Linked DNA regions of Mus musculus: region 2 is linked to region 1. A link is a loop called in an ENCODE intact Hi-C map of the cell type or tissue named here. Cell type or tissue: gastrocnemius. All regions are shown on one strand. Links, peaks and the distances in the headings refer to the core of each region. The heading gives the core; the rest is flanking DNA.

The links. A loop is a pair of places that touch in the nucleus more often than their neighbours do. Peaks named below come from ENCODE experiments on the same cell type or tissue, not always from the same donor. Only the 100,000 strongest peaks of a DNase experiment are listed, where the experiment ranks them.
Region 2: it touches region 1 in a loop (2.7-fold over the local background); 10 of 42 quality-filtered maps call a loop at or near these places.

What each region holds. Positions count from the first base shown.
Region 1 is chr19:53,915,327-53,930,337 of GRCm38, forward strand. Pdcd4 (programmed cell death 4) reads left to right here. Exons shown (of 12, transcript NM_001168491.1): 6 at 4,289-4,510; 7 at 5,892-5,989; 8 at 6,691-6,805; 9 at 10,880-10,987; 10 at 11,209-11,319; 11 at 11,868-12,007; 12 at 13,757-14,535. The coding sequence ends at 13,817. Bbip1 (BBSome interacting protein 1) reads right to left here. Exons shown (of 4, transcript NM_001195338.1): 4 at 14,330-15,011. Among named protein-coding and RNA genes, the nearest start is that of Gm30990, 18 kb to the left of the region's middle. In gastrocnemius, for the core only: a CTCF peak has its summit at 10,350 (motif pointing left); a DNase peak (open chromatin) is centred at 10,061.
Region 2 is chr19:53,832,756-53,847,766 of GRCm38, forward strand. It overlaps Rbm20 (RNA binding motif protein 20), which reads left to right. Exons shown (of 14, transcript NM_001170847.1): 6 at 1-34; 7 at 1,893-2,024; 8 at 8,224-8,303; 9 at 10,468-11,089. Among named protein-coding and RNA genes, the nearest start is that of Gm16299, 15 kb to the left of the region's middle. In gastrocnemius, for the core only: CTCF peaks have their summits at 6,184 and 9,367; DNase peaks (open chromatin) are centred at 6,195, 7,291 and 9,356; H3K27ac peaks cover 1,306 bases.

The DNA.
Region 1 (15,011 bases), core at 7,012-15,011:
CATCTGGTAACTTCTGACAGGAGGGCACATTGGATTAGTGGGGGTATACAGCTGCTTACCTGTCCTACAGTGATCTTAGCCTGCTCCAAAGCCACTTTAGCCTGTCTGTGTCAATCCATCTAACCCCTTTCATTATCACTTTATACAAAGGATGGGCAGCTTGGGCAGGATTTGGTATGAAAATCTGCTGCTATTTTAAGAGCTCCCCGAGTGCCCCCAGCACCTTTACATTTACAGGCATAGTCTGTTGTAGGATTTTGACAGTAATGTTGTCAGGTATCATATTCGTCTTATCATACTAGACCATAATACTGCCAAAAATTTTACATCTGTGCCTGGCCCTTGCACATGTGGATTGATCTTCCATCTTTATTGAAGGGACCAGGATTGTCTCAGGATCCCCAAGACCAAGTTCTGTAGGTCGGGGAAAAAGAAACAAAGACAGGAGGGAGAGGGAGAGGGAGAGGGAAGAAGAGGAAGGGGGAAAGAGTGTTTGTCTGGGGTTGGGAAAAAGGACAGGGTCGGGACAGTGGAGACAGATGTGGCCCATAGCAGATGGCAGTTTACAAAGGTTAAGAAGGGAAACTCTGTGTTAGGGTGAGCCAAAAGGGGATTTTGGTTGCTGGACCTCAATACTTTGATAGCTAGACCTTGGTTGTCAGCCTGAGGAGGAAGAAGTGGCCAAAGGGGGCTAGACCTTGGTGGTTAGCTTTTGGAATGTAATCTACTTGTTTTTAATAAGACAGAGAGGCCGGGCAGTGGTGGTGCATGCCTTTAATCCCAGCACTTGGGAGACTGAGGCAGGCATATTTCTGAGTTCAAGGCCAGTCTGGTCTACAGAGTGAGTTCCAGGACAGCCAGGGATATACAGAGAAACCCTATCTCGAAAAACCAAAAAAAAAAAAACCAAAACCAAAACCAAAAAAAAAAAAAAAAAAACAAAACCCCAAAACAAAACAACAACACAACAACCCCCCCCCCCGGCAAAAAAAAAAAAAAAAAAAAAAAGACAAGAGAATAGGGGAGAAGAAGGGCAAGGCCTGCCAGAGCATGCTTTTCATGTTCAGACTGTCCTAGAGTCCCTTCTTTCACTCATTCCTTTAGACACACCTATAGGCCGTTTAGGTACATTTCTGGATGTTCACAAACACTCAGAAGTTAGCATTATGTCATTTATATAACACATTTTCTAGAGAATGGGCAGGACAAAGCAGCACCAAGCCATGACGGGGGTGGGGTGTGTGTGGGGGGGTCTACAAAGATAACCTTGGTGAAACATTTTCAAAGTCAGTTTAATCTCTTTTGAGCAAGCGTCGGGTGAGTGCAGAGGTTCACAACTAAGATGTTCTAAAGTGTGACGTAAACAAGGTCCAATACAGAAAGGCTCCATCCCTTTGTATCAGTTGCTTCCTCCACAGATCCAGGTTGGGTACCAAGCATGCGGATAGGAGGTGCTGACTTAATTAGCTCTCTGTAATCCTCAGTCATCCTCACTGAGCCATTATGTTTCCAATCCTGGAGCTCTTCACACAGTCTCCCTACATTTCTCCAAACTGGATAGACTCAATAGCCTGTCTCAGTCTGCTCAGACCTGCTCATAGCCAAAGGTGAATGAGGCTCTGCCCTCTCCTGCTGGACCTAATGGCTCCCTAGGTCAGAGTGGCCCGTGGTTGGCATGGTGGCTGTAGCTTCTCCAGTCACCATTCTGGGCTGTTGGGGGGAACTCCTGGCTGAGTAAACCATCTCCACTGCTAGTATAACCTTTTCCTGGAGAGAAATAAACCCTTCTTACTTTCAGGGGATAATTACCACTCCTGGGGCAGGCTTGATCATCTTCACCTGTACTGTTTCTCTTGGGTGTCTTCTGCACACTGCTCCTCAGGCTTTAGAGCCATCCAGTAGCCCCTTATCACACAGTTGGCTTTCCTTTTGTCAGTTTTTTCCTTGGCAACTCCAATGAGACCCAAATCCTGCCACATCTGTCTCTGAATAACCCAGACATCTTTTTCTCTGCTTTGTCTTTTTCTTTTTTTCTTACCTCCTCTACAGTGCTCTCTCACCTTACAGACATCTTGCTCTAAGTCATTGAGATCTGTCAAAGCCCCTCCTACTTTATAAAGCTCTTGCCCCTCCAAAGGGCTCAGCAAAGCCACTAAAGCTCCACACCAGACATGAGGGGTCCCTGCTGGATCAACCTTTCCTTTGACTCCTCTGTGAACACAGTTGTAACTGACCCAGTGAGTTGGGTTCAAACACAGCTCCTCTTACTCCTAGTTCCCTCAATAGCACCTGTCCCTCCTCTTTAGCCCTCCAATTCCTGATGTGTATGGGGACTTCAGACAGAGATGACTAAATGTTCCTTATGGCTTTTGTAAGCCAGCCCACCAGAGACTGATTTCCATCACACTGTCTCAGGCCATGTAGCCATTGCTTTAAGGAGAGATGGGAAGTTACATTACTCAGTTTTTCTGTCTCCACAGCTGTCTGACGAATCCCATCCACCCCTGTGTTTCACAGCCTCACAAGCCAGGCTGAAACAGGCTCTTTTGTTACTTGTTTAAACTTCCCTAATTTCAGCAATTCAAGTGCTGAGTGTTTCTTGACCACCCTAGTTTCTTGCATGGAACCAACCATATTCTGGATCACAGGTTTTCTTTTTAATTCCATTAAAGGTTAGTCCTCTACAGTATCCTCTTAATGCTTTTACCATAATCGTCCCCACTCTGACTCTTCCTATGGATTCCAAAGTCTCGGATCCCAGAAGGGCTTCCGGGCACAGATCTAACTTGCAATCTCTTTTCCTTCCACCCTCCAACCTTTAAGAAGTCACCTCATCTCATCCTCTTGGTTATCTAATTTGCCAAATTAGAGGCTAACACGGAGGATGCTGCCACATCTCTGTCTTGTTGCATTTGCTTATTTTTACACAAACAGGTTCTTGCTGGCAGCCATTTCAGCCTTGGTGCGTTTCTGACTCCACGTAAGAATGGCCAGGTAACCTCTGCGGCTGCTGCTTGCCTATGGTCCCCACCCTTGTGCGTGGATCTTAAAGACTTCAGCTTTTCCTCCAAACCAGTGGCTCTCAAGACTCCTATGCTATGATCTCTAATGAAGCTCTTCAAGTTGTGGTGATGCCCCAGCTATAAACTTGTTTCATTGCTATTGCTGTGAATCGTAATATAAATATCTGATATGCGGGATATATGACATATGACCGTGAAATGGATCACATCCCACAGGTTGACAACCAGTGCTAAGCTTTTAACTTTTCAGAGCATCTCCATATTCACATAGTGTACCCCATTTATCAAGCAGGCAGGCCACCCTCACCATAGACACAGATTGCCATCCTGGGATTTTCCCCACAGATGTTACTAATCCTGATGGCTCAGTCTTAGTTGCGTGTCTTATAACGAGAACCATGCAACTTGTAGCACACAAACATAGCCAAAAAGCACACCAACCAACCTCTGTATAAAGGGCAGGACAGCTGTGTTAGAGATCACTGACCTTGTCAGCCACAGGGTTGGGAAAGTAGGCATCTCCTAGTTGTATATCATGGTTTAAACATTGCAAGGAAACTTAAAAGTAGGCAGTGTTAACTAAGGAAGTTAGAGTTGGAACTCTGCCTCTAAGGTTATATACTACTGCAAGGATTGGATTCTTCTGAGCATTAAATGGAGTGGTAGAATGCCTGAGAGCCATGCAGCATGGTTAGTGGATGTTAGGTACTGTTGTGCTTTATCATTTGAAACATCAATCCCAGTCAAGCACTGATGATCCTACTTTATACTCACATGAAAGACTAAAGCAGACATTTATTTTAAGAAGAGACAAGGTCTTACTATGTGGCTCTGGCTGGTTTGGAACTCACTATGTAAGTAAGATCAGGTTGGCCTTTAACTCTGTCTTCTTGCCTCTGCCTCTCTGGTGCTGGGACTTAAGGCATGTGCTACTGATCCCAGTCCTCAAGAGAAAACATTTAAGTAGACTATATAAGCAGTGTGTAATATAAAATAAATCTCTCCACCAATGTTTGTCAATTATTTGTAGAAATAATCCTAATAGATTGTAAAGTTGCTAGTTGTAGTTGGACTGTTGGCAATGTTCTTCCTATCTTCAGTGTACTGATAACCAGGCAGGTAGAGCTTATATCACTGCTGTAAACCTAATGTGCCTGCTGGGATTCCTAAAGATGAGGTGGAAAGATAGAGGAGAAGCACGGCTGCAGCAAAAGTAAGGTGTGACTGAGCTAGAGAGAGGTGGTCATTTCCATTCTCTCACACAGGAGATGTTAAGAGACTTAAACCTTGGGGAGATGAAGAGTGGCGTGCCGGTGTTGGCAGTGTCCTTAGCCTTGGAGGGGAAGGCCAGCCACCGGGAGATGACATCCAAGCTGCTTTCTGACCTTTGCGGGACGGTGATGAGCACAAATGACGTGGAAAAGTCATTTGACAAGTTGCTGAAGGATCTCCCTGAGCTAGCCTTGGACACTCCTAGGGCACCGCAGGTTTGTGTCTTCCTTTTGCTCCTTTCCTTTGTCTCCTCTGTGTACACACTCCATGTACACACTCCGTGTACATACTCCTCGGCAATTACAACAGTTGCAAGGGAGTGGCCCACAGTTCTAACCATACAAAAGTAGCTCTGCATATTGTAGGTCTTTCTCCCCAACTTCGTTTTTATTTTCTGTACTTTGTATTAAACCAAGGGCCACCCACATGGTGGCAAGTGCTCTACCAGTGAGCTATGACCTACCTAGGTCTTGATGAAACTAAACAAAACCTCTTTTCTATCCAGCTCTGTATAGTTTTTAGGTCATATGTAATACATGTATTTTCTGTTCATAGATTTTTTTTTATTATATGAACATTATTTTACTAGCTACGAATTTTGAAGATATGTTGCTATATAACAGATAATGACTGACTTGAGTGGGATTTATTAAAACAGTTATGACTATTCCCTTTTGTAACTTTGAAAACATGTAATTGCTGTTAACATTTGCATAAAAATTGAATTTATAGAGAATTTCTAAATGTTGTTTCTGTGACAGGCAGTTTCTATGAGTCAAAATCGGATTTATTTCCCTTCCCTACTTATATACATATTTAAAAATGGTCGTCTGAGTTCATATTAATTACAGAATTTTTGATGAATAAAATCCAAAATGAAGAAAGGCCAGGAAAAACCCTCCACACAAACCTGTTAACATTTTCATAACTATTTTTTAATTTCTAGTTTGTTATTTATTAGTGTTATTTTACCTTTATTTAATTAGAAAGTAGAATTGTACTACAAACACTGTTTGCAGAGTTGACTTTCCCAGTGCCCCACAGTGCACTTTGCTTTGTATGCACTACTTAAGCATAATTTTACTGTTGGACACTGAAGTTGTTTTCAGATTGTCTAATAAAGTTTGCTATGATCAGATTTTGAAATGAACCTTTATTTGTGCATAACTTTCTCCACAACATATTCTATAGTTAGGTGAGAAGACGTTGTGGGTATTGAAGAGGAGAGGTTTTTCCTTGACTTCAGGTCACTTTAACAGACAACCATTGAGTGTGCAGAGTCCAGGGGATTAGGGAGTGAGTGAAGCAGAGGCGCCATCCCATCCTGATGGCATGGGCTTGAAAGTCAAGCTAATGGTTGAGGAGCGTGCATGGCGCAGGGCACACAGGCGCTTCTGCACACCCCAGCACTTGTGGGTCAGTGTAAGGGAGTGTGCACCGTGTACACACACACAGGTGCTTCTGCACGTCTCAGCATATGTTTTAGGTATTGAGTGTGTAATTAGACAGTTTTTATCATTTTTGCATTTCAAGATTGTATCCTAATAAAGATTTATTTTAGTTTTTTTATATAGTTCTCTTTTTTTCTTATTATAGTTGGTGGGCCAGTTTATTGCTAGAGCTGTTGGAGATGGAATCTTATGTAATACCTATATCGATAGTTACAAAGGAACTGTAGATTGTGTACAGGCTCGGTAAGTAAATTCATGTCTGCTACTTAGAATTTCAAAATGAGAAATCCTACAACATTCTGTAACATGACATGGACATGAATCAGACATTGTGAGTGTGTATTTTTCCTTACGGGTTCTTCATTGATAAAAGATGTTGCCGTGGTGCAGCAGGAAGACAGCAGTAATAAAAATGCAGAAGTTCTGAGTTAAACGATGCGGCTCCCTCTTTAAGTTTCCCTCTCAGGGCCTCAGTTTCCCTACTTGTAAAATGAAAGCATTGACTGTGAGTGTCCATGCTACCTTCTGGGTCGGACAGTTGTTTGGTTTAATGATTAGAAGCCAGACTTGCTGCTTGGCTTTTCTAACCTCCTGGAGGCTGACTTAGCCAGCCAGACCTCAGGCTTCCCCAGGTACAGGTACTCAACCCCAGGGGTCTTGGAGGAAGATAAAAGTTGTATATGAATTTATGTTCCTTCCTGGCTACATGACCATTAGTTTGCAATGTATTTTGACGAGAAGTGGTTGTGAAAGAATATGAGAATGTTCAATATTTTAAAAAATACCTAATTTTTATTTGAAGAATTATTTTCTAAAACTACATATTTTTTTGTTACATTAAAGTTGCCAATACATACACAGTTTTGTAAACTTTACTGCTAATGTGGTAAACATCAGGCATGTGCATGTATTATAATGACTTTTCTCTTTTCTGTCTTGGATAGAGCTGCTCTGGATAAGGCTACTGTGCTCCTGAGTATGTCCAAAGGCGGGAAGCGGAAAGACAGTGTGTGGGGATCTGGAGGCGGGCAACAGCCTGTCAATCACCTTGTTAAAGAGGTACTTACTGAGAGTGCTTACTGAGAGTGCTTACTGAGAGTGCTTATTACTGAGTGTGCTTACTGAGAGTGCTTACTGAGAGTGCTTACTGAGTGCTTACTGAGTGTGCTTACTGAGAGTGCTTACTGAGAGTACTTACTGAGTGTGCTTACTGAGTGCTTACTGAGAGTGCTTACTGAGTGCTTACTGAGTGTGCTTACTGAGAGTGCTTACTGAGAGTGCTTACTGAGTGTACTTACTGAGAGTGCTTACTGAGAGTGCTTACTGAGAGTTGTTTGCAAGAGAAAACAACAGAGCTACTACTAGATGGTATTTTTGTGGGTAGGAATTTAATGTGGTCATATGTTTGCAAGTAAAAATCTGAATAATTTATGAATTAGAAAAATTAGGTAATTGTTGCTGTTTATCTTGTTTTTGTGACTCAATGGTGTGACTGTTAGATCTCTCATGAATATAAGAAGTCTTGTCTGGAACGTATAAGAAATGAGTGATTATAAAAAGTCTGTGTGTGAACTCTAATGCCTGAAATCTTTTTTATAGTAGTATTTCGTCTTAAAATGCTGCTGAAGGGAGATTATTTGTAATTATTCAATAAACGTTATTTATATGAGCAGTTTGAGTAATCTGAAATTATAAGCTAGGAATTATGAACACTAGAGTAGACCAGAGTGGCAGAGCTTCATAAGTGTGGGTGCTCATGCTATTTGCTAGAAGAAAGTAAAGTGATTGAGTCACGTCATAAAAGTGCAAGGTTTGCTTCCTGTGGGTTCTCTCTGTTCTGTAACAATGGGAACTGTAGGGTCTAACTGCACATCTCGAGACTGCAGACAGCGCCGTGGGCTATGTGCTGGCTTAGTGCTTTCCTTCTCGTTGTGTGTGTGTGTGTGTGTGTGTGTGTGTGTGTGTGTGTGTGCTTGTCCAGAGGTCAACCTCAAGTCTTATTTCTTAGAAATGCCACTTTGGCCGGGTGGTGGTGGCGCACGCCTTTAATCCCAGCACTCGGGAGGCAGAGGCAGGCGGATTTCTGAGTTCGAGGCCATCCTGGTCTACAGAGTGAGTTCCAGGACAGCCAGAGCTACGCAGAGAAATCCTGTCTCGAAAAACCAAAAAAAAAAAAAAGAAATGTCACTTTGTTTTTTGAGACAGTCTTTCACTGAGACCTACCCTATGAGCTAGGGTGGCTAGACAGTGAGCCTCTAATTCCTGAGATTATAAGCAGACCAAACCCAGGTTTTTACCTGGGTTACAAAAATCAAACTAAGGTCATTAAGCTTGTATAACAAGCACTTAATTGACTGAGCTGTCTCCTCAGTCTCATTCATATGTGTGTGTGTGCACGCGTGCGCGCGTGTGCATGCGTTTGTGTGTGTGTGTGTGTGTGTGTGTGTGTGCTCGCGCGTGTCCGTGCGTTAAGCAGTTCAGATGGGTAAAGAAATTAACATTTTTGCTTTTACCTATGTTAGAATAGATAGGTTATGACTGATTTATGAAGTTGGAAACTTTAAAAAAATTCAAAATAAAAGATTTTATTTTTTAAAAGATTTAAAAAAAACAAAAAATTTGAAGAATTATAAGAAAAAAATATGAGTTTGTTAATATGCTAGGGATATTAGGCAAGGAAGTGCAATAAAGGACATCCTGACTGGAAAGGAAGATGCAGAGGTAGCTCTGTTCTCAGTCAAAGTGGCGCGTAGATTAGAGGATCCGGGTAAGTCTGAAAAAGAACTCCAAAACCCAAACCACACTATAGATCAGTACGTGAAAATCAGCTCTCCGTATTTTAGGACTCAATGAATAGACAGAAATGAAAATCGTAATAGCATAAAAATAGAGTATGATGAAAATAAAGGAAATTCAACGCATATACTAAAATGAGATGCCACATTTATGGAGTATTAGACAATATTATTAATATGGTAATACTCTCTGAAGGTGATATTTTGAGGAATTAAACTCTTAAGAGTATGTGAATTATCTTTCAATAAAAAGAGACTGGAAATAAAGCCAATAATCTATGACATTGTTGTGTATTCTCATTTCGATAGAAGCAAGGGTCAAGGGAAGTGTTCATGTGGGTTTGTATTTTATTATTTGGAAAAATGCACTGAATCTGACAGGTAATGTTAGTTTCACTTTTTAAAAAATAAGTGATTTTTAAAGATACGTGTATACGTATGTGTCCTGCCGGTTTGTGCAGCATGTCTGTTGAGGCCAGAAGTGGGGCGTGGATTCCTTGGAGCTAAAGTTAGGGGCAGTTGTGAGCCACTGTGTGGGTGCTGGGAACTGAACCCAGGTCCTCTACAAGAGCTGCAGGTTCTGTTAACCACTGAGCTGCCTCTTCAGCCCCATGTTTCACTTTTTCAGTGGCACAACAAATATCATTTAAATAACAAATATACTGTAGTTTTAGTAAAAAATACTTCAAATATTAAATATGTGTTATATTAAAAAGGCATACATTTGCACTAGCTGTCCTTTGTGTGTGCTTAGTGAGTGTGTATGTGTGGTATGTGGTTCCCCCAGCATGGGGTGTGTGTTTTTGTGCCTGTGTCTCCCCACCACTCTCCACCGTGTTGTGTTGACACAGGGACTCTCTCTGAACTAGAAGCTGGCTATGTATTTATTTATTTATTTATTTATTTATTTATTTATTGTCTTAACTTAGTAGCTTAGTGAGCTTTTGGGATCTACTTGTCTCTGTCAGCAGTGCTAGGGTTGTTTATCACAGCCGTGCCTGGCTGGCTTCATGTGAGAGGTGAGCTTTGAACTTGGGTCTTCTTGCTTGCAGTGCAGCTACTCTCATCACTGAGCCATTCCCTCAGCCTCAAATACAGACTTAAAAACAAACAGAAAACCAAAAGAAAACACATCTCTAATTAGAATATAGCTTAGTGGTAAAATTTTACTTTACCTTTTATGAAGATATTATAGAAGTTGAAGTAGAGGATATTTAGATAAAATAATTTTATTCATCCAGCCAAAATTCACTTATTGCCACTTGATACAAATACCCTTTTCTCAGAAAATATATAAGGAAGATTATTTATAGTTGAAGTTCTTTTGCTGAGAAAACATTGAGCATTTTTTCCTAGAGCCATAAATGAGCATGCAAGCTTTAGTCGGAGGTGAAGAATTGTGTCTCTTGTTCAATTGCTGAGTGTTTTTATTTTTTTCAAATTATTGTTTTCATGTGTTTGGGTGGGTGTTTTGCCTGCATCTAAGTTTGTGTGCTACATGTGTGCAGTGCTCGCAGAGTCCTGAAGAGGGCACCAGATCTTATAGATAGTAGTCAGCCACCATGTGGTCTGGGACCTGAGCCTTGGTCCTTCAGTGTACTTTTAAGCACTGAACCATCTCTTCTTTCCCACTGAACATCTCTAGATTCTGAGTTACAAAGCCTCAGTTTTAGAGGGAAGAGAACTGTAAAGATTCTTGCCCTTGTAGTAACACTCCATTATCTCTTATTTTTGGGCTTCCATTGCATTAAGAACATCTTGATGTTTTGTGGCTTTCTAAAAGTGATGAGACTTTAAGTTAGTGCCCTCTAGTGGCATTAAAAAATTGTCCGCTCTTCTTAAAGATTTAATCATGTGTATGTGTGTAGGTATGTGTATATGAGTTAAGGTGCCCCTGGAGGACCGAACTGCAAGATCCCACGAGCTGGAGTTACAGGTGGTTGTGAGCCATGGAAAATGGGTGCTGGGAGCTGACCTCAGGTTCTCTGCTGAGCAGTGCATGCTCTTAACTGCTGAGCCAACTCTCCAGCCTCTATGTCCCTTGTTTTTGATAGGCTACATTGGAGTCTTAAGAGTCACAAGCAAGGTCATTCATATTATAAAACCTACTTGGAGATACTAGAGATTCCTTGGAAAACCAAGTGCTGTTGTTTATTACTTCATACCTGAACCGTTTGAAGCCCGGGTGTTTAATTTGAATTGTGAGAGAGTTCTTTTATGCCACCACTCTGCCAAATCCCTATGCTCAATATTGGTGTGAATGTTAATATATCATTTAGAAAAGTACACATCTTTTAAAAATGAGGAATTCTAACATTTCAACTTTTAAATCTAATAGATTGATATGCTGCTTAAAGAGTATTTACTCTCTGGAGATATATCTGAAGCTGAACACTGCCTTAAGGAACTGGAAGTACCTCATTTTCACCACGAGCTTGTATATGAAGTAAGGTTACTGTCTCACACCAAAGAGGATTTTCAAGTCCTCCTTTTACACCACAGTAATTGGTGTTTCTTTAATAATGTAAAGTTTTCCCCTTAAAAATATTAATTTATAAGTTTATATAATTGCTACATGTTAGAGGAGGGATTGGATACATTTTTAGGATCAGTTTCTCATAAGTTGATTACCAAAAATTTATTTACTCTTTTCTGTTCAAATTTTAGGCCATTGTAATGGTTTTAGAGTCAACTGGAGAAAGTGCATTCAAGATGATCTTAGATTTATTAAAATCCTTGTGGAAGTCTTCTACTATTACCATAGACCAAATGAAAAGAGTATGTATGACATTATTTTAAATACGTTTATAAAAGGTCTATGCCTCCTTTAGCTATATAAGAGTTGAGTAAGAGTTATTAATTATTAATGAAACTTTTCTTTTAGGGAATGTAATGTATAGTATTATGCCTACAGAGTTTTTTTTTTTCTTTAGCTCTTTATATTTTTGGAAAATAACAGTTTGGGTTTTTTTTTTTCCTTTTTAAAGAATGATTGTTCAGTTTGTGTGATGCAGTTTTTTTTTTATCTAGATGAAGCATTTAAATTGCATTTTTTTCTATTTAAAATTGTGGTTTTTGAAATGTTGGTGAAATTATCTTATATTTTTATACAAGATAGTTAAGTGTAGATGGGGAAGTCAGTAGTCAGGTAGCCTGACTTTTGCCTGGAGCTCTTTTGAGAATTTTTAAGTATACGTTATTTTCAAGGTTCAAATATGACTTGTTTTGCCAGGTTGCACTGTGACAATTTATGGTATATTGGTGGGTTGTTTCATGGCATACACTGTTACACAGGCTAACAAGTTATCTATGTAATGTTGTTCTAGGGCTATGAGAGAATTTACAATGAAATCCCAGACATTAATCTGGATGTCCCACACTCATACTCTGTTCTTGAGAGATTTGTGGAGGAATGTTTTCAGGCTGGAATAATTTCCAAACAACTCCGTGATCTTTGTCCATCAAGGTACTTTATTTAAATCATACTTTCTCATTGAAAAATACTGAACGAGATCCTTGGGGAGCTAAGATAGCTGTTTGTCATTCTGACTCTCAGAAAAATAGTGTCTTTCCTGACATGACTGGAGATGAAGACACTGTGTAGGCAGAGTTTGAATTCAGACTTTTTTAGACTTCAAGGTCTAATGGACTCTGATGTACTTGGTAGTGGCTTCAAACTACAGATGGGAGTGATTTTTTTTCAGAGCGAATTAATATTTGTACTTTTTGGATGTAATGTAAGAGTTGATAAGGGCTTTTCTCCATGAAATCAATAAGCTTGTAATAAGTTAAATATCTAGTTGGAGCCAAACCTACATTTTCTATACATTTTCAAGTTTGAAAAATGTAAGCAAAGTACTTTTGTTTTGCAAAGACTCTCAGAAAAACTATTTCTAGGTAGGCTTCCTTGCTTTAAAAAGTTTAGACACTAAGAGAAGATGATGGTAGAAAATGTGTAGACATGTCTGGAATGGAGTTGTTGGCAGCTGTTGTGGCATACAGCATCAGGGAAACCTCCACTCTGGCAGGGTCTCTCCTTTACTGCCTCAGCCTGCTCCTAATGGAGTCAGTCCCCAGCCTTTCTGTTCAAGAACCCAGTAAGCTTCTCTCAGTACTTTGTGGTTGCTTTTTAAGATTTTTTTTTAGGCTCGTGTTTGAAAGTCTGTATCTTTATTGGGGCTTTATGACTTTTTCTGAAGAGTCATTTGAATAGATCCTACAGTTGTGTAATACCAAAAACTTTGACTTTTAGTCTCTTACATTTTTACTTTTCTGTACTAAGTATACATGTATGTGTGATCTTGCATGTTTGTGCATGTTAGTGAGCAGAGAGAGACCAAGGGATCATCCTGAAACAGGTCTCTCTGCACTTCCTGGAGGTTGCTGGACAGTTGGAGACAGGTTTGAGTTTTCAGTGGTGGCACATGCCTTTAATCCCAGCATTTGGGAAGCAAAGTCAGGAGGGTTTCTGAGTTCGAGGCCAGACTGGTCTACAAATACACAGTGAGTCCAGGACAGCAGGGCTACACACAGAAATCTTGTCTTGAAAAAACAAACAAACAAACAAACAACAAAAAAAGGTTCCCCAATTGGGGCATATAGGCTAGAAGAAAGTAGATTCTTATTTGGTTGTCTGTACTCAAGATTTGGACTTTTCTAAGGCTGAGAAGTTAGTTATTAACCAGGTATTTGGCCATATTATTTGTTAACATTAATTTGCTTGTTATATGTGGGTTTGTGTGCTTATGTTATGGTACATATGTGGAGGTCAGAGCACAGCCTATGGGATCCATTCTTTACTTTGACCATGCGGGTCCCAGCATCGGTCATCTGCCTTGTTGGCAAGAGCACTTACCTGCTCTGAACCATCTTGGTGGCTGTTTTGAGAAGTTGTACAGTTCTATCTTTCCTAATTCTCACTGCTGTATCAAGTCTGTTTGGCTCACCTGCTTTCCAATAAGGTCAAAATAAATGTTAAAGTCTATAAGTAAAATGTCTTCATTTTCTATTTTAACTTTTATTAATAATTCCAAGTAGAGGAAGAAAGTCCATTAGTAATCATGCATTTATTTAAGCTACTCATACATGCTTGTTATCTGATGTTTTATAAAACATCTGATATGTCTAGTGAAAACCCCTTTGAAAAGTGAAGGTTTTAGTGTTTTTCAATGAGTCACATTTTTAAGTGCTTTTGTGTTTGTTCTTTTCACTACAGGGGAAGAAAGCGTTTTGTAAGTGAAGGAGATGGAGGCCGTCTTAAACCTGAGAGCTACTGAGCACAGCAACTCTTACAGTCTTAGGTGTTACCAAGAACAGATCTCAACTGTAAGAGTTGTCAGTACAGGTTTTCTTTTCCTTTTGTTTTTGTTATTGTTTTTTTTTTTTTTTTTTTTTTTTTTAAAGAATTTGTTTTGGGTACAAGGCATTTCTAAAATTTTATAAACTTAAGTTTAATGGGATTTTTTGAAGGATTTTCTTTCTTTTTCTTTTTCTTTCTTTTTTTTTTTTTTGAGGGGAAATTAATGGAGGGACAGAAGAGGAACCACCGAAGTGTGGGTGTTCTGATAAGCTACTTTCTAAGTGCCATGTTTAGGACCTGATCATTCCAAGTTTCACGTTCATGTATGACTGCCGCTCCTTTCTTTCAAGGACAGTGTTTTTTGTAGTAAAATCACTGGTTTATTCAAAGCTTTAGTTAGGGGTGAGTGAAGCTACTAAACCCCATGTTGGCTGCTGCTGTGGAAATGCTGTGCTTTGAGAGTAAACACACACACACACACACACACACTTTTTGTTTTAAAGAATTTTTAAAAAAACGAGTTAGTCATGAGACTTTTTCATCTTTCCAGGGAACATATTGATTGGTCTTAAATATTAGACAGTTAAGTAAATGGTGGCTGGAACATCTATTTTTCTACAAAACTGGAAAAACGAACCCGGTTCTACAAGAATGTACAGCAAAATAAAACATGTGAAACACTGTTGATTCTTTAGTGGGAGTGCATTTATTGTGTCTTTTGAAACTTCTTTTAGGTTTCCTGTTTAAACCTCACTAGGCCTTGTGTTCAATCCTAACAGTGCAAACCAAACAAAAATGTTTCATTGCTTCTTGAGACAGAACCTGCTCTATAGCTCTGGCTGGCCTGATAATTGTTTAGGTAGTCCAGTCTTTCTGCCTGGGAGGCTTGAGTGCCAAGAATAAAGGTGTAGGGGATCAGCTGTCTTCTCGTGCTTCCATGGGCACCTGCATACAGGTGCATACACACCGACATGTATTACACATTTTAAAAACTGTAATAGTTAAAGGCCTTTTAAGGTTATCCTAGGGAAATACACATGCACTTTAATTTTCTGTTTATTATATAACTAGAGTTAATGAGTGAAATTTGTCTAATATATAAATAGATCTTACCCTTATATTGTAACGTGTTTTAAAAAAGCATTCTCTTAAGTACTTAAAGCTTAGATTT
Region 2 (15,011 bases), core at 4,515-12,514, 85 kb before region 1:
CACTAATTACATCCTCATGAAGTCAACTAATCAGGTAGGCCTTACACAGTCCCTCTGTGGGATTTGTGGTGAGCTGCATGGTGGTGAAAGGAGACTGGAGGCATCTTTTTAAATATAAGGAGGTGAAGCACCGTTGGCTTCTCTGGCAAGCAAGGCACGGGAGGTTTAATGTTGGGACTGTGGTCTTTCCTCCTCGGGTTCTACAATCCCTGCTTGTGCTGGGGGGAATATAGGCCCTTGTGACTTGCATGGAAGGGGAGGTGACATTCTTATATGGGTGCTCCTTAACATAGAAAAGTTAACTGGCCTCCAAAGAGGAGTTGACAGACTCCGAATCATTGCTGTGCTATGGATCTCCTGAGCTAAAGCTACAGTTCTGGTTGCTAAGCTGAATACTTCTGATTGCCTGGGTGGGGAACTGGCTCAGAACTGCCTGAGAAGAGATATTTTAACCTGTCCTTGGTGTCCGTGTGAGGTTACCTAACAGGAGACCATAGGGGATTTGATAGAGGCCTATTGAGTGTGAGATCACCTGAGGAAGGTGTTGGGTGTCTTATCCAATGAATCTCAGCCTTATACATTCATATACATCATATACATATATATCATATACATATACACCCACATATACACATATATGTATTATACATTTAAAAAAAAAAAACAGGATCTCTCACTGAACCTGGAGCAGGCAGTTTGCTCCTGAAATCCTCCAGGTCTCTGTCTCTCCATAGCAGCGGGGTTACCTTTCCCACAGTGCAGGGATCTGAACTCAGGTCCTCATGTTTGTGCAGCCAGCACTCTTATCCACTGACCCACCTCTCCAGCCCCACAGTCTTCATTCCAGTAGCTGATTTTACTTTATAATGCTAAACATCAGGAAGACGAGAAGTCCTCTCCCCAGTGTAGCTGTGAGCTCTAGAACTTTAAGCCTCAGTGGATCACAGGTGTTCTCCATCCCTCATTCTGGAGATAGATAGGTTGTTCCTTGTGCATTTTTCTCAGGGGCTCTATGTTGGGTAAACCAAACATACTGAGAAACTTTAACAGCTTTGGATTTGCACCAAGAGCTACTGGGTAAATAGACAAGTCCATTAAAACAGTCTATTAGAAAGCACGTACGTGGACTGAATAGAAAAGCCCATTTCCCTGTGTTATCCAAACAGTTAAAGAAAGAGGGAAGGTTGTCCTGTCAGTGTGGCCAGGAGCCTCTTTTCTCCAAGCCACAAACAGCCTGGACGTCCTTTGAGCCTAGGGGCTTATAAGCCTCTGCGCTTTCAAATGTACTTCTTTTTAATGAGACAAATGGGAGCCCAAGTTAGGCCCTGGGCTTATGCTTCTGTCTCCTGACGTTACCACCACCAAATGGCAACCCACAGCCACATGTGCAAGAGCCCACGTGAGAATTGTGAGTTAATGGGCCACCCCTCCATCCCAAATAGCCTTCCACGGGATGATGTAACTCAGGATGGACATACATAATTAAGAATACTGTTTGGTAACCATGGAAACCAGGATGGGAGCCATCCTGTAATGAGCTCTCTTGGTGAAGTTAATAAAAAGTTCTCTTTGAACGCATGGGATCAAAGAGAGTTCTTTCTTGAGCTGATTTTTTTTTTCTTTTTATTGAGCTATAAAACAGATCCTCTCAAGTGCACAAAGTATACTTGCGTTCATCGTACAGCTCCATTAATTTTTCTAACACATGTAACCCATATAATTAACAGCCAGGCCAAGATAAAGGATATTTCCAGAATAGCAGGTTTTCTAGTCCGCTCCTCACCCTTACTCTCTAAGGACTCGAACTCGCAACTCCGCTTGTTCCCGTTGATTATATCACCATGGAATCCTACCGGACACTGATCTCCCATCTGTCTTCCTCTCCACCCTAGGCTTTCTTGGAGATGGCTTACACAGAAGCCGCCCAGGCTATGGTCCAGTACTACCAAGAAAAGCCTGCGATTATCAATGGCGAGAAGTTACTCATTCGCATGTCCACCAGATACAAGGAATTGCAGCTGAAGGTACAGCATCCTTTCACTCAGTCATTCAACAACCCCTCTTGCTTGTCAGTGATGTTGGGGAAGGAGACTGTATAAAGCAAAGCAAAGCTTAGTCACTGCTCTTGCAGGTATCGCTGAGAAATGGGAATGACAGTACGGCGAGAAAAGGGCTCATTGTCAGGAGGGTCTGGGAAGAGTTGGGCGAGGGAAGGCTATCAACACATATACATGAAATTCTCAATAAATTAATAAAATGTATATAAAAACTTTCATTGAGGTAAGTACGAGAGGAAAGGGTGCTGAAGACTGACTGGGAGCTAGGGAGATTCTGGAGGGAAAGGAGTTTACAGCCGTCTTGAAGGGTGGTTTAGTTTGAAGAGGATAATCCTATCCTTGAATGCAACTTCTGGGGGCATTCAAATGACTGATAACTTTTTCTTCTCTATTCCCCTTGGTCTCTTATTCTCTTCCATCCTCCACAGGTATCTGATATATCTATGGTATATACTCCATAGGTATCTGATATATCTATGGTATATACTCCATAGGTATCTGATATATCTATGGTATATACTCCATAGGTATATATCTGAGGTGTATACTCCATAGGTATCTGATATACCTATGGTATATACTCCATAAGTATCTGATATATCTATGGTTATATACTCCATAGGTATCTGATATATCTATGGTATATACTCCAAAAGTATCTATCTATGGTATATACTCCATAAGTATCTTATCTCATATATACTTCCTTCTAAGCAATACTTGGCTGCCTGGACCACTCTCAGAACTAAGATGCATTCAGTCCATTCCAACATGGGATTTGGTTGTTTAGTTTGTTCTACATCCTTCTTTTCCTTTTCTTTTTCTCTTAAGGAGTTAGTATAATCTATATAGAATTAATAATTAGCAGTCTACTACTCATATTGAGTCAGATCTCATACACCTCATGAAAGCACCACAAAAGTTAAGCAATAAAAAATGGACAACACACAGAAGTACAGGCCTCCATGCTCAGCTTGCTCTCCTTGCTCTGAGGATAATCAATTCTGTGTCTTTTCTTTATGTTCATGTCACCCTAGACAGTGGAGTTTAGCTTTGCCCATCTTTAAACATTATATGGAGGGAATCACACTGCCTCCTTCTCTTTTCTGTTCAACATTTTATCTTCCATGTCTACTTTCATTGCTCTATAAAAAGTGATGTGGCTCTGCCTGTTGTTCATCCTATGGCTAAAGGGCTCTGGTTGTTTCAGTTTGGGCAGGCTAAGGTCAATGCTAATCTGCTTGTCTAAAGTGCTATGATGGTAGAAATGTATGTACACAGGCATCTAACCAGGTGAGGCATGAATCACTAGGGTTGGATTTGCTAGGCAGGCTCACCTCAGTTCTAGTGAGTTCTTCCCAAAGTGCCTTGTCACAGCAAAGCATTCTCCTTATAGCATATAAGGATTCAAGTGGTCCCTGTTTTTGCTAACCTTAGTTTGCCTGACTTTCTAACTTGGCCCTGAAACGGGTGCACTGTCCTGGTTTGTCACAGCCTTGTTGGTTATTTTCCTGATGAATTATAAGGTTGAGTAGTTTTTCCCTTACGGTTACTGCCTCTGGTTTTCTTGGTGGGCGATTCCTTCCCAAGCCTGTGGCTTTCTGTAGATTATGTCTTCTTGCTGATTTGCTGTTCTCAGAACTGGAGCATCGGTGCGCTTGGGCTTATTATAATCATTGTCACGTTGTGTTTAAACCTACCCTCTGATTTTATTTAGGCTTTCTACTGCTCCACCTAATATGATATTTTTTTTCTGACTCATTTGCATCTTTACTTAGGGTTCAATTTGTTCACAGCTAACAGCCCTTAATCTGCCCTTAGTCTTGAGGGTTGACGTCAGGAGACAAAGGTTAAGTAGTTGCCCGTAGCAAGTCAGCATATTCAGAGCTGGGAAATATGTCAGCCACTTACCCCAGTCCCCTCCCCAGTCCCTTCTCTGCTCTGCTAGCAATAAGCCTCTGCAGTTCCTTCCCAACAGCTCTGCTTCAGGCCCAGCCTGGATTGTCTTTCTCTGTAATTAAAGCATCAGACAGAAGAAAGGCCCCACCCTGTTCTGTACCTAGCCAGTTCCCGTTTTCCCCCAGGGGCTGGAATGAAATTTCTGCACTGAGTTTCCCAGTGCAGCTTGGGCTTCCAGATGAAGTGTTATAAGGTTCTAATTAGGACGAACAACAGTAGTTCCTTGAAGTACCAAGGCCTAGTAACACTCTGCAGAAGGAGACAGTTAAGGTGATGGGAGTTCCGGTTAAAGATGTCATGCAGCACCAGGCATCCAGCAGATGGTCACTGAGTCACACTGTGGGTGAGCAGCTGAGCTGACACCATGAGCATGGAAGGAACAAGTGTGTGAAGAGCTTCACTGGATGGGAGGAGGGATATAAAAACAGGACCAACAAAGGTGACGCTTTGTTGGAAAATGATCACACCATCCTAGGCTCCACCCCTCTCTGCTTTGAGCTGACTTGCTTAACCTCTGTGAACCTTGGTTCTGAGATCAGGTCAGAGTATACATGAGCTCTTTGGCTTAAATTTTTTTTTCCCATGCATTTTCTTTCCAGTCTGACAATCACTATCCTGTGAGGTGTGCAGGATGCATAATCATAGTAATTACAAGAGTACACCATAATATATACCTTTAATTGAGTCCTGCTACTCTGAGGCAAGTAATGTATTAAGCACTTTCCATACATTATCTACTTTAATCTTGACGTCAGTCCTGCCAGACAGGTATTGTAATCTTAATTTTACAGATGAACATACCGAGTCTAGTAGAAGTTCCCCAGCTTGTCCAAGATCATAGTTACTGGATGATCCATGATGAAACCCAAGACTGTTGGCTGGGTGTGGTGGTGCTTGCCTTTAACCCCAGCACTGGAGAGGTAAAGACAGGTAAACTTCTATACATTCAAGACCAGGCTGGCCTTGTTTTTGTGAGTTCCAAGCCAGCCAGGGATACCCAGTGAGACCCTGTCTCAATAACACCAACAACGAAACAAATAAACCAACAAACAAAACACAAACATTGACAACAAACAGCAAACAAACAAACCCGGAGACTACACTGGGTTTGCACCAAATATGGTTATCTTTTTAAATATTGCAGTATTAGGTTTTCCACATGAAAACAAAACAAAAAAGGCAGAGAGAACTCAGGTCGTTTTTTGTTCACAGTCCCCCCAGGCAGGACACTGTAAAGAGTGTGCAGACAGCCTCTCCAAGTTCAGGGTACGTGCAAGTCACCAGGGAGTGTGCAGACAGCCTCTCCAAGTTCAGGGTACGTGCAAGTCACCAGGGAGTGTGCAGACAGACTCTCCAAGTTCAGGGTACGTGCAAGTCACCAGGGAGTGTGCAGACAGCCTCTCCAAGTTCAGGGTACGTGCAAGTCACCAGGGAGTGTGCAGACAGCCTCTCCAAGTTCAGGGTACGTGACAGCCTCTCCAAGTTCAGGGTACGTGCAAGTCACCAGGGAGTGTGCAGACAGCCTCTCCAAGTTCAGGGTACATGCAAGTCACCAGGGAGTGTGCAGACAGCCTCTCCAAGTTCAGGGTACGTGCAAGTCACCAGGGAGTGTGCAGACAGCCTCTCCAAGTTCAGGGTACGTGCAAGTCACCAGGGAGTGTACAGACAGCCTCTCCAAGTTCAGGGTACGTGCAAGTCACCAGGGATCCTGCAGGTCTGGACAAGGCTGTGATTTTTGCATTTCTACCAAGGCTCCAGCAGATGCTGTCCCTCCTGGTCATAAGAGTGCACTTTTAGTGGCAAAGACCTAGAACGTACTGTTTTCTGACCTTTGGTGTGGGTTTTCTGCTCCTCATGTTGTCATAATGTCCCTCTAGGTCGCTGTGACCATCAGCATATTCCAAGTGTGTAGTAATGGGCTTTATATCCCGCACCCTGACATGAATCAGCCCAGACTCTCTCTGCATGTAACAGAGGCTTGTGGTAATCCAGCCTGTTGATGTAGGTGACAGAAAGGGTTCCTTGGCTCCGGTGAATGCAAAGTGAAGGAGCAACCGACTGTGGGGACCCAAATGACATCATCAACATGATGTTCTCTGCTCTCTGCTTTCTGCTGTCTACGGCTTTGTTTTCTCTGTGCTTGGCGGGACAGCCTTTAGCAGACCCGGGCTCTCTCCTCTAGATGGCATGGCAGCCCTCTTCAGCTCTACCTTCAGATTCCAGGTCCCGTCTCCCACAGAAGAGAGAGCCAGACTTTCTCCTGTAGCTCCCACAAAACATCTGGCCATTGTTCTCGTTAGACTACTTCAGCACATGTGCCCATCCCCGAACCGGTTTCTGTGGCCAGCGGAAGGCTGCGGTTTGATTGGTTTGTAGGGTGGGAGAATTAGCTGTACAGAGAGGGTGTTTCCAGGAAGAAACCAAATGAAAAGAGGCCTACAGGCTGGGAAACCCAGCTGTGTCAGAAACAACTGGGCCTGCGTCGACAGAGCCTGGTTTGGATGGATTGCAGACTCATGTAGAAGATTCGAGTTTAGACACTCACCCTGTTTTAGGAGCAGCACGCTGTACTGAGAGAGAAAACTGCCTGGTGTACTAGATGGCTGTTGATTGGCTTCACTGTCCTCATAAAACAGAGGGAGAGATGCAACATCTGAGATTTGCTCCAACATAGATTTTGAAGGTTGAGAAAAGGAGGTCAGAACACATGCCTCAAGATTAGGCAGATTCAGTATGCATTCATTCGTCATTGTTGCATATTCAAATTTTCCTATAATAACAAGGTACCCCAAACTTCGTCATAGTCTGATTTTGTTATTTTTTACCTCCGCTTTTCTGGCATAATGACAGCATTGGGACACCTTCACTCTGGAGGAGAGAAGCTCTTGGTGATCCATTCGCTGGATGCCTCTGTCCCTGACACTGGTTACCCAGTCACCTCTTGCCTGCTGTCTCACAAGGTTACCTTCTTCTTCTTTCCTGGGTTTGAAAGGAGCAACCGGGAAGGCATTAAGTTCCAGAAAAGTAGAATACATCAACCTCTAAGAATCCTTTTACTAAATAAAGCCTTTTTCAACTCACTCTGGGAATTGTACTGAGTTCCGAAAGGTTGCCCGGTATGGGGGCATATTCTTTAGCTTCTGCCCTGCTTCCACTGTTCCAGTATAAGCCACAGACTTGAAGCCTGGCATTGGCCTCCTGCATGACACATGTCTTGCCACATAGATTTGATTGATCCTGGCAGCTCCTTCAGTGTTCCCTGGCTCCATTGTCTGTCATGCGTTAGCTGCAGAAAGCAGCAGCCAACTTCAAAGGGAAGGCAGAAAGACTACTGCAGCTCTGTCTAGGGTGAGCGACACGTTCTGGGCAGGAGCTTTCTTCTCAGCCCTAGCCCAGCCTTGGCCTCATCCCGAGGCTTGTGGAGAGTTGACAAGACATATTCTGGGTAGCCTGGTTACTTGTATGTGACATTGCATAAGCTTATAATTTTCTGCTGAATATAATAAAGACTATCTGCCCGAGGTGTGAAGTACTCTTTGGGGTAGATCACCCAGCCAATGCTGAATCCCTGGGTGTGGGTCCTCGCTTTTTCACGGCTCAGGATCAGAGTCACTGTCTTCTCTTTGTCCTTTCCTTTGTGTCATGATCTGATGGTGACCCCTCCATGGCTTGAACATTTTCTGTCCTTTCCCCGTGTCCCTGCAGGCCGTCCTCCATTCTTAGCTTTACTAGATGCCTCCCCCGTCCCCCAGACCTTAGCAAAACAGCAGTCATGCCTTGCTGAGAGCGCAGAATTGTAGTCTCTGTCCACTTGACCTGGGTTTCTCAGAATAAGATACATGATGCTCTCTGGTGTCTGGATGGCTCTGGAGGTCATTGTAAGTTACATAGAAAGAAGTAAAGAGCAAAAGAACAGTTGATTGAGCTTCTTAGTAAAGTGGTCTAGCAACATTTGGCATGGATGATTGAGAGTTTTTAGGGTTTTTTTGAATATCTGCTTTATTAAGATATAACTCACATGCCTTATTCTCTGGACCCTCAACCCTACCCTGGTGTTCATTATGTTCATGCTCCTTATCTTTTGGATCAACCCTTTTATCTTTCCCGCAGAATGCATCATTTCCCCCTTTGATGGACTGGCATCGAACAAGGCAGGTCATAGCTGATGCTTGCGGTGTTGTCTAATGATCTCTTTGACTTTACCTAGAAACCTGGGAAAAATGTGGCTGCTATCATCCAAGACATCCATTCCCAGAGGGAGAGGGACATGCTCCGGGAAGCTGACAGGTGAGGCTCTGGGTCTTAGGTCAGAGGCCTGGAGGTTAAAACACCTTCTAGCTTCTTGTTCTTCGAGGGGTGTCTTAGTTAGGGTTTCTATTGCTGCAGTGAAACACCATCACTGAAAGCCATTTAGGGAGGAACAGGTTTATTTCACTCACACTTATCTGTAAGAGTTTATCAGCCAAAGTGGCTAGGGCAAGAACTCGTTAACAGGGCAAGAACTCATTAACAGGGCAGGAATTTGGAGGCAGGAAATAATGCAGAGGCCATGGAGGGGTGTTGTTTACTGACTTGGTCCCCATGGCTTGCTCAGTCTGCTTTTTTTTGTAGAGCCCAGGGTCACCAGCCCAGAGGAGGCTCTACCTACAGTTGCCTGGACCCTCCCACATCCATCACAAATTTTAAAAAACAAAACAAAACAAAACAGCTCAACAGGTTTGCTTGCAGGCTGATCTTATGAGGTATTTTTTCCACTAGGGTTCCCTTCTCTGAGATGACTCTAGTCTGTGTCAAGTTGAGCTGAATTTATTCAGCAGGAGAGATTTGAATTGTAACATGTTCTACCCTTAGCCCTGACCCATCAACCCGGCCTTCTAGCCTCTACTTATCCCTGTTCAGATGAGTGGTACCATTGTAGCCCAGAAGAGCTGCTCAGGTTAGACAGGGACATGGGAAATGCTGGGATTTCTCTTGCCTATCCCTCCCTGGTTAGAGAAGACAACAGGGAACAGAGAGTTGATATTGGCTCCTGGAGCAAGTTTACATTTTACTGATGCGACCTCGGTGCACATAGGTATGATGGAGATTCTGGTCAGAGGTGGTCAGCTCTCGGTTTCTCATGAGCTGAATGCAGACGTAGAACTAAGGATGTAGATGGGGGAGGTGGGAACCACCCAGTTCCTTGACCATCGTTTCTGAGGCGGTGAACGAATGTGATTTTCCAACTCGTTTCTTTCAACTGACATTCATGGCCCTGCTAGGATGGGACTATGACCATCAGTTCTAAAGAGCTAAGACGGAAAGGAAAACCATAACCGGGCCTGCAGTCTCTAGAGCAGCCACAGAGGGCGCTCTAACCTTGTTGTAGAAGACAGGAGCCTGTTTCCCCTGCATTGGCAGAGAAACTAAGTCTAGCAGCCTAGTCCTAATAGAGATTGCCCCTCTCTGTCTTGGCAGTGAGGGATACAGTGTTGTTCAGGTTGCGAGAACCAAATGAAAATGCTCTATCTATCCTTTTAGGTTATCAGGTGTATGACCTCACTAATTATCAGCCTTCAGAGGCCATGTGAACGGTCAGCCTTAGGATTTGGTTTGTCTGTTTTTTTTTTTTTTTAATTTAAAATTGCGGTGACTTGGGGTCTTAATGGCAAGTATAAAGACAGACCATGCCACCTGTAGTTTCGTGGTCGCATAGAGTGGGGGAGGTTGTGAAGATTTACCCGAATCTTAGGCAGACTCCCTTCCTGAGGGTTCCAATGTCTTCATCTCAAATTTGAGTAGCTCTGAGTGAGTTCTGAGACCTTTCCCAACCCTTAGGTGTCTTCCTGATTCTCTGTTTTTCCGAGGTCTCTGAACCTGCCTCCTCACTCCTGCCACTCCTCTCACTGTGAGCATCTCTCTTCCATCCCCAGGATAGTCCCTACTTGTAATGAGGACTTGTAAATGAAGGAGAGAAGGAGGAAAGAAGGGAGGGAGAGAGAGAGAAGAAAGAAAGATAAGTCACCTATATCCTGATGGGGTCTAAGTGGAGCAAAATTGGATGTAGGGTAGTGCCTCCAACAGTAGGCTGTGGCAACCTCACCTCTTAGCCCCTTGTTCCAGAGCACTCACCCTGTAGATCCCCAGGAAGAGAATTTCCTAGGGTCTGTACCTTAGCATAGCTTCCAAGAGGAAGTAAGGTAAAACCAAGCTAAACCAATGTAATTATTTCCTAGAAGCAGACTGTGGTAGAGGGCAGAGAGTGTCTTAGGGAAAATCTGTGCCCACAGAGGTGAAGAGGGAGGACAGGCTGGTTCCTGGACACTCTGCACTACTGGGTTGCGACAAAAGAATGCCCGGGTGGACAGATTGTGTCTAGTATATCCCTGAGAGATCTGTGTGTGTCTCCATCTGGGTGATGCAGGTTACGAGCTCTGCAGAGTCTAAACCCTGTCTCTTCCCTTCCTCCCAGGTATGGTCCAGAGCGGCCACGTTCTCGAAGTCCAATGAGCCGATCACTCTCCCCAAGATCCCATAGTCCCCCAGGCCCCTCTCGGGCTGACTGGGGCAATGGCCGTGACTCCTACGCGTGGAGAGACGAGGATCGAGAGACTGTCCCCAGGAGGGAGAACGGGGAAGACAAAAGAGACAGGTTGGATGTTTGGGCACATGACCGGAAACACTATCCTAGGCAGCTGGACAAAGCTGAGTTGGATGAGCGACTCGAAGGAGGGAGGGGCTACCGGGAAAAGTACTTGAAGTCAGGGTCTCCCGGCCCACTCCATTCTGTGTCTGGCTACAAAGGCCGGGAAGATGGCTACCATCGAAAAGAGCCTAAAGCCAAGTTGGACAAATACCCAAAGCAGCAGCCGGATGTGCCAGGAAGATCCAGAAGGAAAGAAGAGGCGAGACTACGGGAGCCCAGACACCCTCACCCAGAGGATTCCGGCAAGGCAGAGGATCTGGAGCCCAAGATCACGCGGGCCCCTGACGGTACCAAGTCCAAGCAAAGTGAGAAAAGTAAAACCAAGAGAGCCGACAGAGACCAAGAAGGAGCTGACGACAAAAAAGAAAGCCAACTGGCCGAGAATGAGGTAAGGATGCAGCTCTGAGCCCAGGTGAGGTGAGGCGGCCCCCGAGAGGAGAGTCACACACAAGTCTCGTTTGTTGGTGGTGTATGCTTCTTGCCAGTTTGTCATGTGTGTGGTGCTGTCCTAAGAACATTATATCAAACACACCACTTAATCCTCACAGCAACCCTGCCAAGCTAGGGTCGTCATCACTATAGAGGAGGCGTGTAAGACATGGAACTTTGTGCCGTCTGACCAAGGAGGCAGGCTTAGGAAAAGGGACAGTCGGAACTAAAGCTTGTGTTCTGGCGCCAAATCCCATGGCTCCCTGGAAGTTAAGGAGAGGCGTGATGGAAAAGCCCATTGTAGCCCTGTGTTTGTCCAGGGTGGAGTGTTCCTGGGGTGTTGACACCCACAGAGTCACCCAAGGGAAGATTAGATATTTGGTCCACCCTGTGTGCCAAAAGTATTACTGACGCTGGAGCTCCAGGGATGTGTAAGGAAACGTGACTGCCACCCCTAAATTATACTGGGGACTCAAGTGTGGTGAGCTTCTCCAGATAAAAGACTTTAATTTCACTTTAATAAAGTGGCACTTATATCCAAGAGTCTGCTACACGGCTTCAGTTCTAAGAGGGTGGGGAACTCTCAGTGAATTATGTTTGAATTATAAATTGACTGACATCAAGCCGGGCGTGGTGGTGCATGCCTTTAATCCCAGCACTCGGGGAGGCAGAGGCAGGAGGATTTCTGAGTTCGAGGCCAGCCTGGTCTACAAAGAGAGCTCCAGGACAGCCAGGGCTACACAGAGAAACCCTGTCTTGAAAAAAATAAAATTGACTGACATCTACTTTTAGCTGAGGCACCCTATTAGATAGGACTGAGATAGTAAGAGTTTTGGAGGGTCTCATTAAGAAACTTCATCGTTAAAAATCTTCCGTGCGTATCCTCTAGTCACCCTGACCCAGGAGTTGGTGACAGTCCGAATAAGAAGTCCAGTTCTTAATTCCATGAACACTGAAGAGTCACTTGGGGCTCTTATTCCAGCCTTGATTCTCATACATGTGGAAGGAGGGCTAGGTGGTGGGTCAGACACAAGCAACACACGGTACATAGGAGAAAGCCCCGATGTGGCAGAGACCAAGGGCTGACACACTTATAAAAGAGTCTGCATACAATAGAACCCAAGTTGAAGAGCTGGCTCAGCAGCTCCGTAGGCAACGCTGTAGAGTACAAGCTGCATGCAGAGGGTGTTTGAGCTGGGTGTTGAAAATGGGCAAAAACCAGTTTGGTACTCTGGGTAGAAGCTGCAGCCAGCATAGGGGAAGCAAATGGCTGTTTTCAATAACCTGAAGATATTCAACATGGCTGCATTTTATTTTAGGATATAGTTAAAGATTCTATTTAAAAAAAATAACATCGTTATTCTGGTATAAACACATGGGGAACACATGTCAAAGACTTTTATTAAGTCCTTCATTTCATCTCATCAGCATATGTTGTAAAGTCAGTTCAAAGGAGAGAGTAAGGAATAGGCACCTCACATGAACAGTCAACAAAGGCTTCGCTATTGAGGTGTGATTGGTGTTTTCCACAGGAAACGGGGGGACCCACTGTGTCTTCATTGCATAACACTCACTTGCATCTTGATGAGTACAAAGTCTTTACATTAGGATCATTCATCAGATTTCAGCAAATAGCACCGACTGCTAAAGGACTGGATACTCTAGAAAGATGTGGCAGACAAACACCTAGCATTCTATTGAAAAGACACCAGGGCCGGGCACAGTGGCACAGATGTGCAATTCTAGTTATCGAGTAGAAGAAGGTAGGAGAATCTCAAGTTCAAGGCCCCTCAGGGCAACTTAGTGTGACCCTGACTCAAAACATGGGTGACTAGGATGGAACTCAGTGATGGAGTGTGGCCTGGTTGTAAGAGGCCCTGAATTCAACCCCCAAGGAAACAAACTAACCGAGGAACGACAAAGATGGGGAGGAATACCCAGAGATCTCCTTCGTCCATTTCAAAGTCTGCCATGTTTTCTCAACTGGCAAAACAGGAAAAGCATAGGAGGTGAAATTAGAGACGTAGGTGGGGTAGGCTTCCCTTTATGCCTTGTTAAAGGCTTCAACTGGATCCTGAGAGCCAGCCAGGAATTTTAAGAAGAGGGTTGTTAGAGAACATCTGCAGATTTTTCTATTCATATAGTGTTTGCATGACAATAGGGATAAAAAGTCATCTAGAGGTGATTTAAGGTTTTCAAGAGGATATGTATGTGAGCCACAGGCAAATACGAGGCTATTTTATACAATGGCTTTAGGCACCTGCAACCCTGATATCTTCGAGGAGTCTGGAACCACCCCAGTGCCCATGGATACCGAAGAGTAGCTGACTTTGCTCAGAAGTGATCAAGGAGCTGGTGGTGGCTCAGGGCCTCAACGACAGGCCAACAGGATGAGCTGGCAGGCCTTTGCACATGATCCCTTGTCATGGACAGTCTTTCCTCCCGAGAAGCCCACTTTGCTTGTTCTTAGCATCTTTACTTAGGGCTGCTGTATATCATTTCAATATTCCAATCCACTTCTTTCCTCTCCCTTTCTGTGTTCCATGGCACAGGCCACTGAGGATCCTTATCTAATGTATTATCACCCTACAACCCCCAAACATGATATCTCAATGCAGGAATCTTCTGGGTTCACTGCTTTGACCCTGTCCTTGGAGTAGAGAGTGGGTGTTAAATGCATACCTGTGGGAAAGCAATAGCTGAGTAGACTTTAGAGGCAAAGTCCCGACTCCTGAGAACCAGGTCACACCCTTTCTCTCTCCTCCTTGACACTTTTTGCTGGGTATGATCCTTAGGCTGCCATAGTGTTTTAATGAGCGTGTGTGCTCTTAACAGAGCCTCTGAAGTCTCTAAAGGTGTGTGTTTCTCAGTGATAATGGGTGGCCAGGTCCAGACCTGACCTTAGAACCCCTAAAAGAAGGAAGGAAATCAAGGATGAGGGTAAAAAGGGAAGAATCTTGGACCACAGATATGCCGAGGGTAGCTAAGACAGCTGGCGGTGTGAAGCCCAGCAAGTTGTGATGATGTGTGTCAGACGACGACAGCCGCTGCTCAGCTCCAGAGGGTTGCTACCATGTTGAGTGCATGCCTGCTGCCCTCAGATCCTTCTCTCCTTACAGCAAGACCCAGCCCCACAGCTCTGTGTGGAATCGACCATGCTTTACCAAGGCCAGGGTGGGCAAGATGGTTCAGTGGGTGGGGTTTTTGTCCCAAGAATGAGAACTTGAGTTCAAATCTCTGGGAGCCTGAGGGTCAGCTAGCACAGTACAGAGGCAAACAACAATGACACCTTGTCTAAAGTGATGTGGGAGATGAGGACCAATACCTGAGTTGTCTTCTGGTATACACACATGCATGCTGTACACATATGTGCCTGTACACCGCATGTACACTGTCTTAGTCAGGGTTTCTATTCCTGTACAAACATCAGACCAAGAAGCAAGTTGGGGAGGAAAGGGTTTATTCAGCTTACACTTCCACACTGCTGTTCATCACCAAGGAAGTCAGGACTGGAACTCAAGCAGGTCAGGAAGCAGGAGCTGATGTAGAGGCCATGGAGGGATGTTCCTTACTGGCTTCCAGATTGGAAGGCTCACCAGTGACCCTTATCTGGATTGTAGTTCATTCTAAATATAGTCAAGTTGACAACCAGGAATAGCTACTACATACACACATACACATATATGTGCCTGTACACAAACATGCACACACACAAGAAAATGGATAGTCTGGACCACGCCTGTAGGTCTCACATAGCCAGAGACTTGAAGAAGACAATCCCCAGACAAAAAGATCTGGAAGAATAAAAGCACTCGCTCACTTCAGAAAGCCTAGCTTCTTCACTTCTGGGACATGGGGCGACAACCAAATCCCTCTTCACA